2 separate regions of the Homo sapiens genome follow, and region 2 is linked to region 1. Evidence: read pairs that join two places in POLR2A ChIA-PET (ENCODE). Cell type or tissue: A673. All regions are shown on one strand.

The links. ChIA-PET counts read pairs that join two places held together with the same protein. Peaks named below come from ENCODE experiments on the same cell type or tissue, not always from the same donor. Only the 100,000 strongest peaks of a DNase experiment are listed, where the experiment ranks them.
Region 2: POLR2A ChIA-PET joins it to region 1 with 10 read pairs; 2 of 35 experiments call an interaction of 5 or more read pairs at or near these places.

Annotation. Positions count from the first base shown.
Region 1 is chr2:65,274,181-65,282,180 of GRCh38, reverse strand. No RefSeq gene overlaps it. Among named protein-coding and RNA genes, the nearest start is that of ACTR2, 50 kb to the right of the region's middle. RefSeq lists an enhancer at 6,421-7,088. In A673, no CTCF peak of the experiment used is centred here; a DNase peak (open chromatin) is centred at 3,350; H3K27ac peaks cover 878 bases.
Region 2 is chr2:65,460,966-65,468,965 of GRCh38, reverse strand. No RefSeq gene overlaps it. Among named protein-coding and RNA genes, the nearest start is that of SPRED2, 32 kb to the right of the region's middle. In A673, no CTCF peak of the experiment used is centred here; DNase peaks (open chromatin) are centred at 2,215, 2,865 and 4,335; H3K27ac peaks cover 3,999 bases.

The DNA.
Region 1 (8,000 bases):
TGTGAGGAAGAGGGGAAGAGAGAGAGGAGGGGGAGGGGGAGGGGAGGTAAAAAAGTGGAGAGGGAGAGGGAGGGAGGAAGAGTGGGGGAAGAAAGAGAAAGGAAAAGGGAAAGAGGGACAGAGAGGGAGAGGGAGGGATATGGACGGAGTGAAGGAGGGGGAGAGAGAGAGAAAGGAAAGACACACACACAGAGACAGAGAAAGGGGGAGAGAGAGAGAGAGAAACAGAAAGAGATCCCTTGCTGAATAAAGTCGGCTGGGTTTTCTCCCTGCAGGACATCTCTGAGACTTTAGTATGCTGCAGGGAAGGTTTCTGCAGCATTTCTCTAACTCTTTAAACCACAAAGCACACTTGGGATATAGGGCATTTAGCTGGGACTCACAGAATACTCTTGGGGAAATATCATAGTACTCTGTGTTCTTACACGTTAGAACTCTGAAGAACACTTCAGATTTGAAACTCAGTGATTTTCATGCAAATACAAGTAATTTTTTTTTTTTTTTTCTGAGACAGAGTTTTGCTCTTGTTGCCCAGGCTGGAGTGCAGTGGTGCAACCTCAGCTCACTACAACCTCCACCTCCTGGGTTCAAGTGATTCCCCTTCCTCAGCCTCCCAAGTAGCTGGGACTACAGGCGTGCACCACCACACCCGGCTAATTTTTTGTATTTTTAGTAGAGACAGGGTTTCATCATGTTGGCCAGGCTGGTCTCGAACTCCTGACCTCAGGTGATCCGCCCACCTCGGCCTCCCAAAGTGCTGGGATTACAGGCATGAGACACCACACCTGGCCGGCCAAATACAAGTAATTTTAAATGTCACTTTTGAGGGCTACTTTATTATTTTTTTGAAACAGAATCTGGCTCTGATGCCTGGACTGGACTGCAGTGGCAGAATCTCGGCTCACGGCAACCTCCACCCCCACGACTCAAGCCATTCTCCCACCACAGCGTCCCAAGTAGCTCAGAGTACAGGCGCACAGTACAATGCCTGCTGAATTTTTGTATTTTTTGTAAAGATGGGGTTTCGCTGTCTCGCCCAGGCTGGTCTCGAACTCCTGAGCTCAAAAGATCCACACAACTCGGCATCCCAAAGTGCTGGGATTACAGGCATGAGCCACGGGCATGAGTCGAGGGCTGCTTTCTAAATTTATTTTATTTTATTTTATTTTGAGACGGACTTTCGCTCTTGTTGCCCAGGCTGGAGTGCAATGGTGCAAATCTCGGCTCACTGCAACCTCCGCCTCCTGGGTTCAAGCAATTCTCCTGACTCAGCCTCCCGAGTAGCTGGGATTACAGGCATCTGCCACCAAGCCCGGCTAACTTTGTATTTTTAGTAGAGATGGGGTTTCTCCATGTTGGTCAGGCTGGTCTCAAACTCCGGACCTCGGGTGATCTGCCCGCCTCGGCCTCCCAAAGTGCTGGGATTACAGGCGTGAGCCACTGCACCCAGTCGAGGGCTACTTTAAAAAGGGAAGGAGGGAACCGTACTCCAGTGCCTTTCCAGTTCTCTAACTTGAGAACGGAACGCCTTGGGAAGTTGCTTTACCCCATCACCGTTTGACTTAGGAAGTGCAACTTGAAATCTTTAAACAACAGAGCCCCCTTACAGGTAAGCTTTATGGTCAAATGATTGTAACTAACACAAGATAAAATAATGTTATCCAGTGAGGAAAAAAGATTTGTCTCCTAGGAAGTCAATTTAATACATACGAAATTACAAATGTGCTTATTTTGCGCAAACTGTAACATTGTCATGAACTGATATTTTTTTTTTTTTTTGAGACGGAGTCTCGCTCTGTCACCTAGGCTGGAGTGCAGTGGCGCAATCCCGGCTCACTGCAAGCTCTACCTCTCGGGTTCACGCCATTCTCCTGCCTCAGCCTCCCGAGTAGCTAGGACTACAGGCGCCCGCCACTATGCCCGGCTATTTTTGTGTATCTTTTAGTAGAGACGGGGTTTCACTGTGTTAGCCAGGATGGTCTCGATCTCCTGACCTCGTGATCAGCCCGCCTCGGCCTCCCAAAGTGCTGGGATTACAGGTGTGAGACACCGCGCCCGGCCATGAACTGATTTTTTAAAAAATCATCACCAAGTTAAACCTGACAGATCTTCTCCAAACTAATTTAACACATATACATGACAAAACCTGCAAAAAAAAATCCTTGGCTCCCACAGGAGCTGGCCCCCAAGCCCTTCACAAGAACAGCTGCACAAGGCTAACACTTCCAACTACGGCATACAATTTGGCTTAGTAATCCTTGGTGCATTTGATATTGAGATATTTAGCAGCCTACTAAAATGCCCGCCACTCCTACTTTTTAAAGGTATTTGTTTGGTTCCGTCTAAATGACCATTAAGATACTGAGAAAACCCATCTTTGAGGTTTGGGAAGCCCTGACAAATCTTTTTTATTTTAAAAACATTGAATTGTGCCAGGCGCGGTGGCTTACGCCTGTAATCCTAGCACTTTGGGAGGCTGAGGCAGGCAGATTACTGAGGTCAGGAGTTCAACACGAGCCTGGCCAACATGGTGAAACCCCGTCTCTACTAAAAATACAAAAAAAAAGTTAGCAAAAATACAAAAAAAAGGCGCAGTGGTGCGTGCCTGTAATCCCAGCTACTCGGGAGGCTGAGGCAGGAGAATCGCTTGAACCCAGGAGGCGGAGGTTGCAGTGAGCTGAGATCACATCACTGCACTCCAGCCTGGGCTACAGACCGAGACTTTGTCTCAAAATACAAACAAACGAACGAACAAAAAACTCGTTGAATTGTGAAGGTTGCCATGCAGCAACCAGTCCAGTTACTCTAAAATACTGCCTTACTCAAGAGAGGCTTTCATAGTTATCAGTATATTCACTTCTTTTAAACCACATTTTCTTAAAAAGTGAATTATTTTCCACGAGATTATCAAACTGTTGAATCTTGTCATGGGAAACTAAAGGCAAATTAGCAATGATCTTATGGTAAAACTTGCTAGATATATTTTTCCTTTTTTTTTTTTTTTGCATGTGAGACTGAGAACAGATACTATTTTAAAACAATTTATATGTCGGCCTTGATGTGTCTAAACATCCAGAAACAATAAGAGGACTCTGTTTCCAGGACTCTTTAAAACCAAGCCAGTCGCCCCACTCTTCAGTTGCTTTGTTCTTGGTATTCCCATTCCATGTGAAAACATTTAATCCAGGTCCTAACCCTCAACTATCCCATGAGTATGTGAATTACAGATTCTTGCACATCTGAAGTACTTTCTTGTGGCTTTTTGGGGTTTTGCTTTGTTTTGTTTATCCTACACAACTTCCTTCCTTCCTTCCTACACTCAGCTCCCCAGGGCTTTTAGAGATAGGCTAACCACTAATCATGTCCTCTTGCTGCAGTGGGACAGGAGACCCAGATCCAGGCTCCTCCCTCTGCTCCTGGCTCGAGGAGGATGTAAGCAATAATGGCCATCTCAAACAACACTGCTATTCACAGCATGGAGATCTGGGAAACATCCTTGAATTCAGATAGTGAAATTAGCTGCTTTTAAAGTAACACACAGCTGTTCTGCATGGAAGCGTTGTTACCGTCTCCCAGGCGGTAACTTGCATGTTTTAGCCTCTACGGTCGGCCTCCCATTAGGTGGTCCCCTCTGAAGACAGCTGGTCTGAGAGCTAGCTCATGTAGTCGCCATTCTCAGAACGTTCCCAAAACACAGGACAAGTTCTTAGCAGATGTAGGTGATTCAAATGCTTCCCCTCCCCAAGTGTTCTTCTCAAGGGCCACTTGGATTCCAGGGGCCACTGCTAACCTTAGTAACTGTCATTCTTTCCATTTCTTGCCTTCCTCTTGCAAGTGGAGAGTTTATAAACTCCACTGACTCATTTATGAAGCTCTGAGCCAAATCCGGGGCCTTGGACCACAGTGTACACCTGCTGGTCAAAAATTAAACCTACCAAGGGGAAAAAAGCCTCAACTGATCACTCCTAAAAGTGGGACAAGCTCCTCTGGATCCAAATGCCTGTAGCCAACACTCCTTTCACTCGTTCACTCCCAGAGCTTCCACTTAAGTTTCTTCATGGAAATGGTTTGCTATCAACAGAAGAGCAAGCCCTTGTGGGCACTTCATATCAAAGCACTTTTCAAATGGCACTTGGGACGCCAACCACTCCAGGCTTGGGGCACTTGACTCACTGAGTTAAATTAAGGCACACAAAGGACAAGTGCTTTTCCCAAGGCCTGTGATGAGGCGCAGGGTCAAGACAGCCTCCTAAACTGATCAAGGCTTTGAAATAGGACAGGGCTCAATGACCACCACACAGAGCCATCAATGGGTGTTGGAAAAGCAACGGTTGTATAGTCAGGAAGATGCTTGAGCCCCACTCTGGCTCTACAGCTTCTTAGCTCTGAGTCTTTGTTCTTGTTACTTTACCTCTTAAGTCTCAGTCTCCTCATCTACAAAGTGGTGATAATTCCTACTTGCATTAAGTGAGAATGCTGGCAAATGCTTAAGGTACAGTGCCTGGCACTTCACAGACACTCATAAATGGTGACCTTACAGCTTTGTCGTGTCCTCGCTGTTGTTCTCATTGCTTCCTTTTTAGCTCTCTTAATTAACGTAGGGTCTGAAGACCATGGTTGGCTCTGCCCGCAGAAAGTCAAGGAACTTTAAAAGTTCAATAAACACGTTTGAGATGCATTCTTGTTCTCCAAAAGGCAGTAAACCAAGGCAGAAAAATGCACCCCTTTTCCAAAAGGGATTTGAAACAAAGCCCTTTGGAAGCAGATGAGACTGGTAGCATGTTCCTTTGTGAGCAAGATTAGGCACAAGAATGAAGCAAGCCAGCAGTTTTCTCAAGGTATACAGTGGCACCCTGGAGAGTAAGCCCGAAGAGTCTCAAGAGTCCCCAGGCGGAAAAGCCTTTGCCTTCATTCTCTTAGGAAACTCCTAATTAAGTGAAACCTTCTGTACAAACATACCAAGATTTTTTATTAATATCATTTAGTCTGTAGCTTAATTCTTACAAAATTTCCCTGGTTTCTGATTCACATTTTTCTAAGTGCAAAAGACCCCTTCCTAAGAGTGTCACCTCAATTTCTGGAAGTGGAGCCAGGTATCTGCATTGTCACTAGCTCAAGAGAGTCTCAGGCACCCCAAAGTTTGAGAATCACTGGCCCGAGTGTTGCTAGAAATGCTCGGAGAAGGGGCGAAGGTGGGAAAAAATGGAGCACCTACGGAGACTCGGAATTCACAGTCTAAATGGAAATCGTTTACACTGATATTGTCACAAATCCAAGCTATCTGGGGTGAATGGTTTCCTGATTTTTTCTCCATAAATCAATGTGGATATTCTTGGCAAGCTCTGCTCCTCTGCAGGGTGGGCAGCTGTGAGTCAAGCTGCCTCCTCTTCTCTTGACCTTGTCTTCCTGCTTTTTGCAGATGCAATTCTTTCCCTGTCTGCCTCACAGCTAATTATTTCAGCAGACAAGCTCAGAGCCTGAAGAAAACAGGGTGTATTCTTGAAAGTAGTAACTGTACTGAAATTTAGTGGGAAAAGTTTCTCCTTTAGCCCTATCTTCTGAATAAAATCAGCTAGTGGTGTGAGCTGCCATTTGGTTTAGGTTGACAGTTAGCAAATCATGCCTTCTGAGTTTAAGGTACTCTTTAGTATTCTATTTTATCCTAACAGTTCAGGGAACTTGGGAGCAGCAAAGGTTTTTGCGATCTGGGCCAAAGTCACAAGTTTTCTAGTTTCAATGGTGGGGATGGGGGTGGAAGAACCATAAATCCAATCCTCTTTAGACTCTTAAAACATGGAATTTCATTACATAAATCATTCTCTTCACGTATTTGTTCAAAAGTGCAACAAAACAAAGCTTTCATTTAGGATATTCAAGGAAGCCTGTCTTACTGTTATTAAAGCACCTGAGGGAGGATTTGTGTTGGCTCACACCACAAATCTTAGCTTCTTTTGAATGGTATGAACAGAAAAAAAATGTTTAAGGCATAAAAGAGTTGCTATGAAATGGAAATGATGAAGATCATTTTCATGCAACACTAAGACTGGTCGGATTAACCAAAAGAAATCAACATAAAGTTGTCATACCATTTAAAAAATAGTAGCTTAAAGTCAGAAGATAGTTTTCCTCACACCACCTATACCTTGTGTTTCAAAAACACAAATGGTGAACACTGGCACTCCCCAAATCCACATTATGAACTGCATTCTGTATTAGGGGACCATGTCAGTTTTGATATCATAAGAAACATAATTATAGCAGTCATTAATGTGTGGACTGTTGGTCACCATAAACAATTCAATACTTCCACTTTTGAACAAGTTGCATCCAAAAGTTCATTTGTCAGTTGCATAGAACTTGAAATACATACATGCTCTCTAAAAGTAAAGCTACATCTGGTAGGTTGGTTTCTTGGCCTGATTATAAATCACTTTCATGTATCAAGCAGCTAAACTTGTAGCATTAGCTGTACTAGCTTGAGTTCAGGAAGCTGGAACACTGCAAGTCGGAAGCGAGGAGAAAGGAATGTTGAAATGAGCAGTTTGCTTTGGTTATTTTACCACTTCCAGCACTCAACTCTCATCTACCAAGGTGAGCTTGCCCTAAAAAGTGAGCTTGCTCTAAAAACTGAATTTCCTCAGGAACCTACCAATTTTCTCCAATGCACTCCTTAGGCCAAAGTTACAGACCTTCCTTTCACTTACATCACAAAGAGCTGCTAATCTCCCCTAGGCGTCAGTGTGAGTCTCTGGATTTCCTTTTAATACAAATGGATGTGTAAATGACTGATGGTGCTTTAACCATCCCAGAACTGGCCTTTTTAATGAAAAGGTGTTTATCATCCATTTGAACTGAAGATCCATTTGGGGGAGGTGGAGCAGAGGTCAGCACACTGGCAAAAGATGGTCTCTAAGTGGTTCCGGCTTCCCAGGGCTGCTTCCTGTGTCACTTCTGAACCCATCTGCTAAAAGCCCTAGTTTTCCCCAGGAAGAGGAGGAAAGAAGGGCATTGCAGGTGTGGGCCCAGGAGAGTGGTTCATACTTTGAAGCCTGACTGTCCTCTTAGCCCCTAAAACAGGAGTATGAGAGTTGTGGGGGAAGAGTTGGAAAACAAGCAAACCCTCAGGCTCCATTCGGTGGTCCAGAGTGGGGCTCAAGGAAGCCTGCTTTTTTTTTTTTTTTTTTTTTTTTAAGATGGAGTCTCGCTCTGTCACCCAGGCTGGAGTGCAGTGGCTGATCCCAGCTCACTGTAACCTCCACCTCCTGGGTTCAAGCCATTCTCCTGCCTCAGCCTCCTGAGTAGGAATAGTTGGAATTACAGGCGACCGCCACCATGCCCGGTTTGTACTTTTAGTAGAGACAGGGTTTTGTCGTGTTGATCAGGCTGGTCTCGAACTCCTGACCTCAGGTGATCCCCCACTGCCTTGGCCTCCCAAAGTGCTGGGATTACAGGCGTGAGCCACCGCGCCCCGCCTAAGAGCCTGCATTTTTAACAAAAGGAACATGTGATTCTGACCCCATACTGAAAAAGACATTTGAAGGACAAGTAATTTGTTTTAAAAATACAGATAATCATACTTTAGCTACATCACTTCCTGTGGGATGTTTTCATTTTAGAGACTCCTTTAGAATTCCAAGTTGTGTAAGCAGGGAACTTAGAGGTTGAATATTATCTGCTTGAATTCCACCTAAACTACTAAGTAAAAGCAAAACAAAGAGGACAGCCTCCTTAATTGATTCTTTGAATCAAGGTCCTTTAAATTGTCACCATAGTTTAGGTTCCACTCCTTCCTAATAGCTCTTAAATAAAAATTAATTAATGCCAGAAGCTTTCAAATGTAGATCTAAGTTAGCAGGGAAAAAAAAAACACATCTGGAGGTAAATTGTAGGTTTCCAATAAAGGGGTCAAATGTGTATTATCAATTTAACAACTGAGCCTCATTTAGGCCCAAATTTCTTACTCTTCAAACACTAAGTTGTCACAAAATATAAAAATATAA
Region 2 (8,000 bases), 190 kb before region 1:
GATCCAAATTTCAGCTATATTGCTTACTAGTTGTGTGATCCTGAACAAATAATTTAACTTCTCTGTGCCTCCGTCTGTAAAACAGGGATAGTAATGGTACCCATCTCAGAGGGGCAATTGTAAGGATTAAATGAGTTAAGAATGTATGTAAGGCACTTTGAAGAGATCTTGGCACAGAGTAAGCACTACATGGATTTCCTATTCTATTTTTATTTATTTAGAGATCTACTTGAGAGGATATTTCATTCATCCCTAGTGGATGGAAAAACAACATTGCAAGAAAATGGAAACAGGGAGGAAGCAGGTTTGTATGGTTATTTGGTCAATTTGCTGCCCTAGAAAAATACACTGGCATCCTAATGGATGCTAGGGCGTGATTTCTAGATAAGTCAACAGAAATTGCTCTTAGCTAGCACTATTCCTGAGCTTATGCTCTGGCATAGTGCCCACACCTTTACCCCTCTGTGATCTGATGCCCCAGGGAGCAGAAGATGAATGCCATTATCCAAGCCAACCAAGCCAGTTAGGATCCATACTAGTGGGGGATAGAACACACACAAAAAAACAACCTGATGGGAGAGGCCTGCAAATAGAACTTTTAACCCTGACAGACATCCACGATAAGTGAGTTCCATGGCTGGAAGCCATCACTCCATCTGTCTGACAAGTCATTCAAAAAAGTTCACCATCTTCAGGTCTTTAAAGATGAATGCTTATCAGGCCAAATGGCCGGAGCCGTGTGTTGAAGCCCAGAGTCCCTGACTTCCCTTCTCCACTCCGATGCCCCTTCTAAAAAGTCATCTAAGGAAGTCACTTAACCACTCAGTTTCCGTATCCACACAAAGAAGAAAGCATTCGGTGCCCTTTGTTCCTCCTTATCACCCTAGAGAGTTTACAGTGTCTGTGTAACTAGTGCTCTGAAGATGCAAAGAATCCTAACTAAAGTGTCCAATATTGCAGAGACCACCAAAATGCCTGGTTAATTTACTTTGGAATCATTGATGTTTCAGGAATTTGAATAAATGAGTGATGTGGAGGTAGGTGTTAGGTCTGGTCTCTGGGAATCTGGCAGTGTAAGGAGAGAAAATCCTGAATACATCCTTCCTAAAAGACACTTTCTCAAGTATTAATGCTATCTTCTTGTTCATGGGCCTATACATACATATTCTGGCTCACTCATGTATTAAAGTAATTTCTTTCATTTACTCTGCCCATTGTGCACAGTAAATATGAAGTGATGCTGTTGCTGAAAGTAGTGCTTTTTGGAAACTGCCTCAGTATAAAACAAGTCTTCCAAGTTTTGAAGCCACAGGGTGTAGTAAGGAGCACACAACCAGGCCTTCTTTACCACTCCAAGTAGAGGGTCTGAGCAAGAATGGGAAGATTGGAAGTAATAGTAGAAAGATAAAGCAAAAAAAAAAAAAAATTGAAGGCTGGGCACAGTGGCTCACACCTATAATCCTGACATTTTGGGAAGCCAAGGCGAAAGGATCACTTGAGCCCAGGAGTTCAATACCACCCTGAGAAATATAGTGGGAATCCATCTCTACAAAAAAATAAATAAATAAAATTAAAAAATTATCCAGGCATGGTGGCATGCACCTGTAGTCCCAACTACTCAGAAGGCCGAGGTGGAAGGATCACTTGAGCCTAGGAAGTCGAGGCTGTAGAGCAATGGCACAACCACAGTTCACTGCGCCACTGCACTATAGCATGGGCCACAGAGCAAGAACTTGTCTTAAAAAAAGAGAATTGAGGCCGGGCGCGGTGGCTTACGCCTGTAATCTCAGCACTTTGGGAGGCCGAGGTGGGCAGATCACGAGGTCAGGAGATCGAGACCATCCTGGCTAACATGGTGAAACCCTGTCTCTCCTAAAAATACAAAAAATTAGCCGGGCGTGGTGGCGGGCACCTGGAGTCCCAGCTACTCAGGAGGCTGAGGCAGGAGAATGGCATGAACCCGGGAGGCAGAACTTGCAGTGAGCCGAGATCGTGCCACTGCACTCCAGCCTGGATGACAGAGCAAGACTGTCTCAAAGGAAGGAAGGAAAGAAGGAAGGAAGGAAGGAAGGAAGGAAGGAAGGAAGGAAGGAAGGAAGGAAGGAAGAAAATTGAAATGGGATCATCTTAGTGGTCTACTTTTGGGGTTTATCTATGTACTTCCTGTTTGATCAAACAATGCTGAGGTTGACAGTGCTTCTGATATTATCGTGCAGCAGAGTAATACAGATTTCTGGGCCCACCCTAGTAATTTTCGGTGTCTATATGTGCAGGCATCCTGAGGATACAAGATGTACATCTGAATTGTTTGTCCTGCCACAAACAATTCAGTGGTTTCCCACAGCTCTTAGAATACGGACCAAATAAGTCCAGGCTAATGATTCTTAACCCTGGATGCTTTACCTCAGGAACTTTAAAAAACTACCCATATCTGGCCTGGCACAGTGACTCACACCTGTAATCCCAGCACTTTGGGAGGCTGAGGCAGGCAGATCACCTGAGGTCAGGAGTTCAAGACCAGCCTGACCAACATGGAGAAACCCCATCTCTACTAAAAATATAAAATTAACTGGGCGTGGTGGCACATGCCTGTAATCCCAGCTACTTGGGAGGCTGAGGCAGGAGAATCGCTTGAACCCGGGAGGTGGAGGTTGCAGAGAGGTGGCAGTGAGCCGAGATCACACCACTGCACTCTAGCCTGGGAGATAGAGTGAGACTCTGTCTCAAAACACAACAAAACAAAAAAACTACCCATATCTCTCCCCCTCTCTCCCAGTTGAATCGGAATCTTTGTGGGTGGGGCCTAGGGGCTAAATGTTGCAAAAGCCTCATGGTCTGGCACGTCTTGCCTCTCCAGTCTCAGCTCCACCGCCCACCCCTCCCTTGCTCTGCTCGCCCTAACTGGCTAAGTCCTGGTACCAGACACAGTCCAGGGCTTTTGCACAGGCTGTTCTCCTCATTGGCTTACACATCCATACCCTGACCTCTCAGACTATATCAAATTACACACTCTCCTAGCACCAGACGCTTGCCTCCTTAGCACATTTTGTAGTTGCATTGTGTGATCCTTGGATTAATGTCAGCCTCCTCACTGGGCTGTGAAGTTTTTTGCAATTAGAGGCTGGTTGGTTTCTGCGCACTGTTGTGTCTTCCCCAGCGCCAATGCAGGGCCTGACAAATAAGAAGTGCTCATTACTTATAACAAATATGGGAAACAAATGGCAGGATGGAAAATCCCAATATTCTCTGTCACAGATTTTAAGAGATTAAAAAAAAAATCTATTTTTTAAAAGTCATGTAAATCTAAGGAAGTATTGTCACAAAACATTGGACCCCATTTAATCTTAGCTACAGTTCCCCTAGCCAAGCTTCAAAGACAAGCATCATTTGGAAAATAAAATTACAGAACTAATATAACAAGCCATATCCTGCTGAAAGTTATTTTGGGAGGTGCCTACAAAAGGAGGGTTGTACGCTGCCTTTTCAATGCCTAGATGGGGATCTGCAATTTGAGGCCTCTCCTCCGGAGAGAATATTTTCTGAAAGAAGAGTTAGACCAACTGATAACTGCACAGCAGAGCCTGGATCTGCTCCCATACTGCTTCCAATGGGGCCTCTCTGTCAGATAGTCAGTTAGTTCATAACTACCATCTGTTGCTAATCCAGAAATGCAAATCGACATGACTTCGGTTCACATATTTGTAGGCTGAAACATCAGAGAGCTTACACCTGCCAGAACCACCTCTTCTTTAGACCTCTGAAAAAAGCCGAAGCTGGCAATCCTAAGCAGAGGTTTCCAGACTAAGCTGAAATGCACAGCAGATAAAGTTAATTCACAAAACGAAGAACGGTCTGTGTAGGGGGTGGTGGGCTGTAGATTCCAGATTCAAGACGCATAGAAATTGATGCATTTGGGATATATGTATTTGAAAGACTGGAGGCAAGTAGGAAAGGTAATACAAGATTTTAAAGTTATAAATTAGCTCTAGTTCTCTCTTCTCTGTCCTCGACTATTAAAATGCTCCTGCTTAGGAGGTGGAGGATTCAGGAGGCCTGTGGCACTAAATTGCAGTTACAGAACATATTGCTACATACCCATCTTCCACCCTACCACAAAAGTCCATGAGAGGTAGGGAGACACTGGCCTGCAGCAATTATTTTCACTAAATAAAACCAGCTGTTTCCTAGACCTGGAACTGCACAAAACTATGACGTTTGGCCTTAGCATCCTGCCACTCCCCTCCAGAAGCCTCTGTGTCTTCCCAGCCAGCCACAAGTGTCAGAGGGCCTCAAGCAGCCATCGAGAATGCCCAGGGACCAGATTTGGGCTCCAACCTCTAAGACACCCATTTCCTTCTAACATAAAAGGAAGGTAATTAATTCTTACCCTGCAGGGCCATTTGGGAGGGTTCTATAAAACAACAATTGTCAAATCCCAGTTGGCACCCAGTGAATGTTAATTTCGTGTGTGAAATACATTCTCCTCAATATCAAAACTTCTAGTGTCTTGGTAATCTACTCTCAAGTGGATATGAAATCATCTGAGAATCTAATTTACACGGCAGTGTGAATGACTGAAAATGGATTTCCCTATCAACTTCTCGGTGTAGACGGCTGAACAAAAAAAAAGACATTTAGAGAAGTAAATTCCCAGTGTAGGGTCTAAATACCAGGGACAGTGCAGTGTAGTAAACACCAGCCTAGACCTGGGAGCCAGGCTTCCCAGGTTCCAATCCTGCTTCCATCCCTAGCTGCCAGTGAGAGACCTTAGGCCAACTACTTAACCTTTCTGTATCTAGTTTTCCTTATCTCTAAAAAAGGTTTGATATTAATAGTGCCACATCTCATAGGATGGTTGGCAGACTCAATGAAGTAATATATGTGATATACTTCAAACAGTGCTGACACCATAATAAGTGCTCAATAAATATTAGTCATTATCATTGACAATGGCATTTCAAGCATAAGGTAGGATGCCTGAGTGGCTGCTTCATTCTCCAAGCTCAAGCCAAATGCCCCCTCACCAGATGGCCCCTGCTTATAGGAAAGGAAAGCAATCTACTTTGTTTAGAGTGACAGGAACACAGCTCCAAATTGAATGAGAAGACTCCCTGCCTTGTAACAAAGAGAAAGTAGGTGCCAGAAGAAATGCACTTTCACTTGTATTATTGCCACCAGAAGAAAGGAAGGAGTGGGGATTATACAACCTATAAGTGCCTTTATATTTTAGTCAAGGAAAATTTAAAAGGAAACTAGGAAGCCATTCCCCAAAGCTCATCCATAACATAGATTCCTTGGGTTTCCACCCCACTCTATACAGAACACAGCTGTTCTACAACCCTTTACCTTTTCTTGTTTGGTTCACTCTGTCACCAGCTCCCATCCCCAAGCCCAGCAGAAGGCCACCTTGCTCTGCCCCATCTAATGGCTAAGGACCAAATAGCACAGGCAGGGAGGACAAGAAACAGGAAAAAGAAGCTTGCTGAGAGTTTTCAAACCTACATCAACAGAGGTCTTGTATATTTTTGGTATATCAGTTTGCTAGGACTGCCATAACAAAGTACCACAGGCTGGGTGGCTTAAACAATACAAATTTATTTTCTTACAGTTCTGGAGGCTGGAAGTCCAAGGTCAAGGTGTTGGCAGGGTTGGTTTCTTCTGAGACCTCTCTCCTTGGTGTAAATGACTTTCTCCTCCCTGATTCTTCACATGGTCTTCTGTGTGTGTGCTTGTGTACCTAGTCACTTCTTCTTATAAGGACACCAGTCATATCGGAGTAGGGCTCACCCTAATGACCCCACATTAACTTAATTGCCTCTGTAAAAACTCTACCTCCAAATATAGTCACATTCTGAGGTATTGGGGGTTAGGAGTTCAACCTATGAAATTTGGAGGACCAGGACCATAATTCAGCTCATAACACTTGGTTAGGCTAATTCCTACATACTTTATGGGTTTTGATGACCATTTTTGAATGTTCTCATATTTTTTAATAATCTTTCTTTCTTTTCTTTCTTTCATTCCTTCCTTTCTTTCTCTTTCTCCCTCTCCATCTCTTTTCTTTCCTTTCTTTCTTTTTCTTTCTTTCTCTCTCTCTCTCTTTCTTTTTTTCTCTTTCTCTCTCTTTTTTTTAATAGAGACAGGGTCTCATCATGTTGCCCGGGCTAGCCTTGAACTACTAAGCTCAAGCAATCCTTCTACATTGGCCTCCCAAAGTGCTGGGATTATAGGTCTAAGCCATCACATCCAGCCTCTCATATTTTTAATTACATTATTAGGTGGTTATTGCTTAGATAAATACTATTAATTTTTATATGTTGACCAGCAACCTTCCTGAACTCATGTATTAGATCTAATTCTTTGTTGGTTGTTTCCTTCACCATCAAACAATAATACATTTGTCTCATCTGACAACTTCTTTCTCAACTAGCTTTATTTCCCAAGAACTGCCATTTCCCATAGGAGTCCTCTTCCTTTTTCAGTTAGATTCCCATGGACAACTCTGTATGGCCAAATCCAGAGGGAGATACAAGATCAAGCATGGTATTCTTAATTTTTATTTATTTATTTTTTATAGAGGGGGGTCTCACTCTGTCACTCCAGGCTGGAGTGATCATGGCTCACTGCAGCCTCAAACTCCTGGGCTCAAGCAATCCTCCCACCTCAGCCTCCCAAGTAGCTGAGATTACAGGCATGAGCTACCATGCCCAGCTAGGTTTTTTTGGGTTTGTTTTGTTTTGTTTCAGAGGGAAGAGGCTTAAATGGACAAAGAAATCAGCACGTGGTGAGAAAGAGATTGAAGAGAGAAGAGAGAATGGGAGTCATTTGGTATATTGAAAATCTGGAATGATATTTTAACAGAGATGTCAGGATTAGCCTTGGACAGGAAAATGGAAGAAAGCAAAGGTAGATGGAGACATGGACAAGATGGCAGATGGGGCATGCACAGATAGGCTGCAGTGCCTCCTGTCTAATAGTCTCAGCAGCAAAGTCATCTGCAATAAGACATAGCAGTGTTGGGTGGCATGAGGAAGCCTGGATGCGGATGGAGGGCTGAAGAAGAACTGTAAAGGTTTGTTGTAGTCACACTGTTTTTTCTTCATCCTACCATGATTTGTTACACAGGTTTAACTTAGAGAATAAACCACTCCCTGCTCTTATCTCCATGAAAACTGAGAACAAGAGCTCTTGGCCAAGAATTTAGTCAAGTCCCTTCCAGAAAGTTCAGGAAGTAAGAGAACATCCACTAAGAGGTGATCACTCCCTTCTTATTCCTAGTAGCTTATAATGCCTGTAAGAAATCGTGTTTGTCTTTGGGAAGGGAATGTGAAGTGCATGCATATATCTGTCTAGCAAGTTCAAAAACCGCCTATTGAAATTGTTAGGAGAATGACTATTCATGCTGCAGCTATGTGATGAGGGAAACCTAAAAGTCAACTCAGCTTAGAGAGACCATGTCCACACCCCTACACCCGCACCCTTCACTTTGGGCCCCAGAATGAGATACAGGGAAAAGATTGCATGTCACTGGTCCAAGGAGGGTGAGGGACATAAGAAACACAACTGGATCCAACCTGGAGCTTGAAGCCCAAAGCCAAGAGCTAGCCTAGCTCAGTCCAAGTTGTAGCCCAACCTGTAGACCTTTGAGCATGAAAACAAATGATTGTTGTTTTGAGTAACTGAGCTTCAGAATAATTTGTTAGAATAACTGTGGTAATAACGGACAGAGACACCACCTTATGTCAGAGGAAATCAACTCTAGAAAAGGGAGTGAAGAGGCTGGGTGCAGTGGCTCACGCCTGTAATCCCAGCACTTTGGGAGGCTGAGACAGGTGGATCACGAGGTCAAGAGATCAAGACCATCCTGGCCAACATGGTGAAACCCTGTCTCTAATGAAAATACAAAAATTAGCTGGGTGTGGTGGCACACGCCTGTAGTCCCATCTACTCGGGAGGCTGAGTCAGGAAAATCACTTGAACCCAGGGGGCGGAGGTTGCAG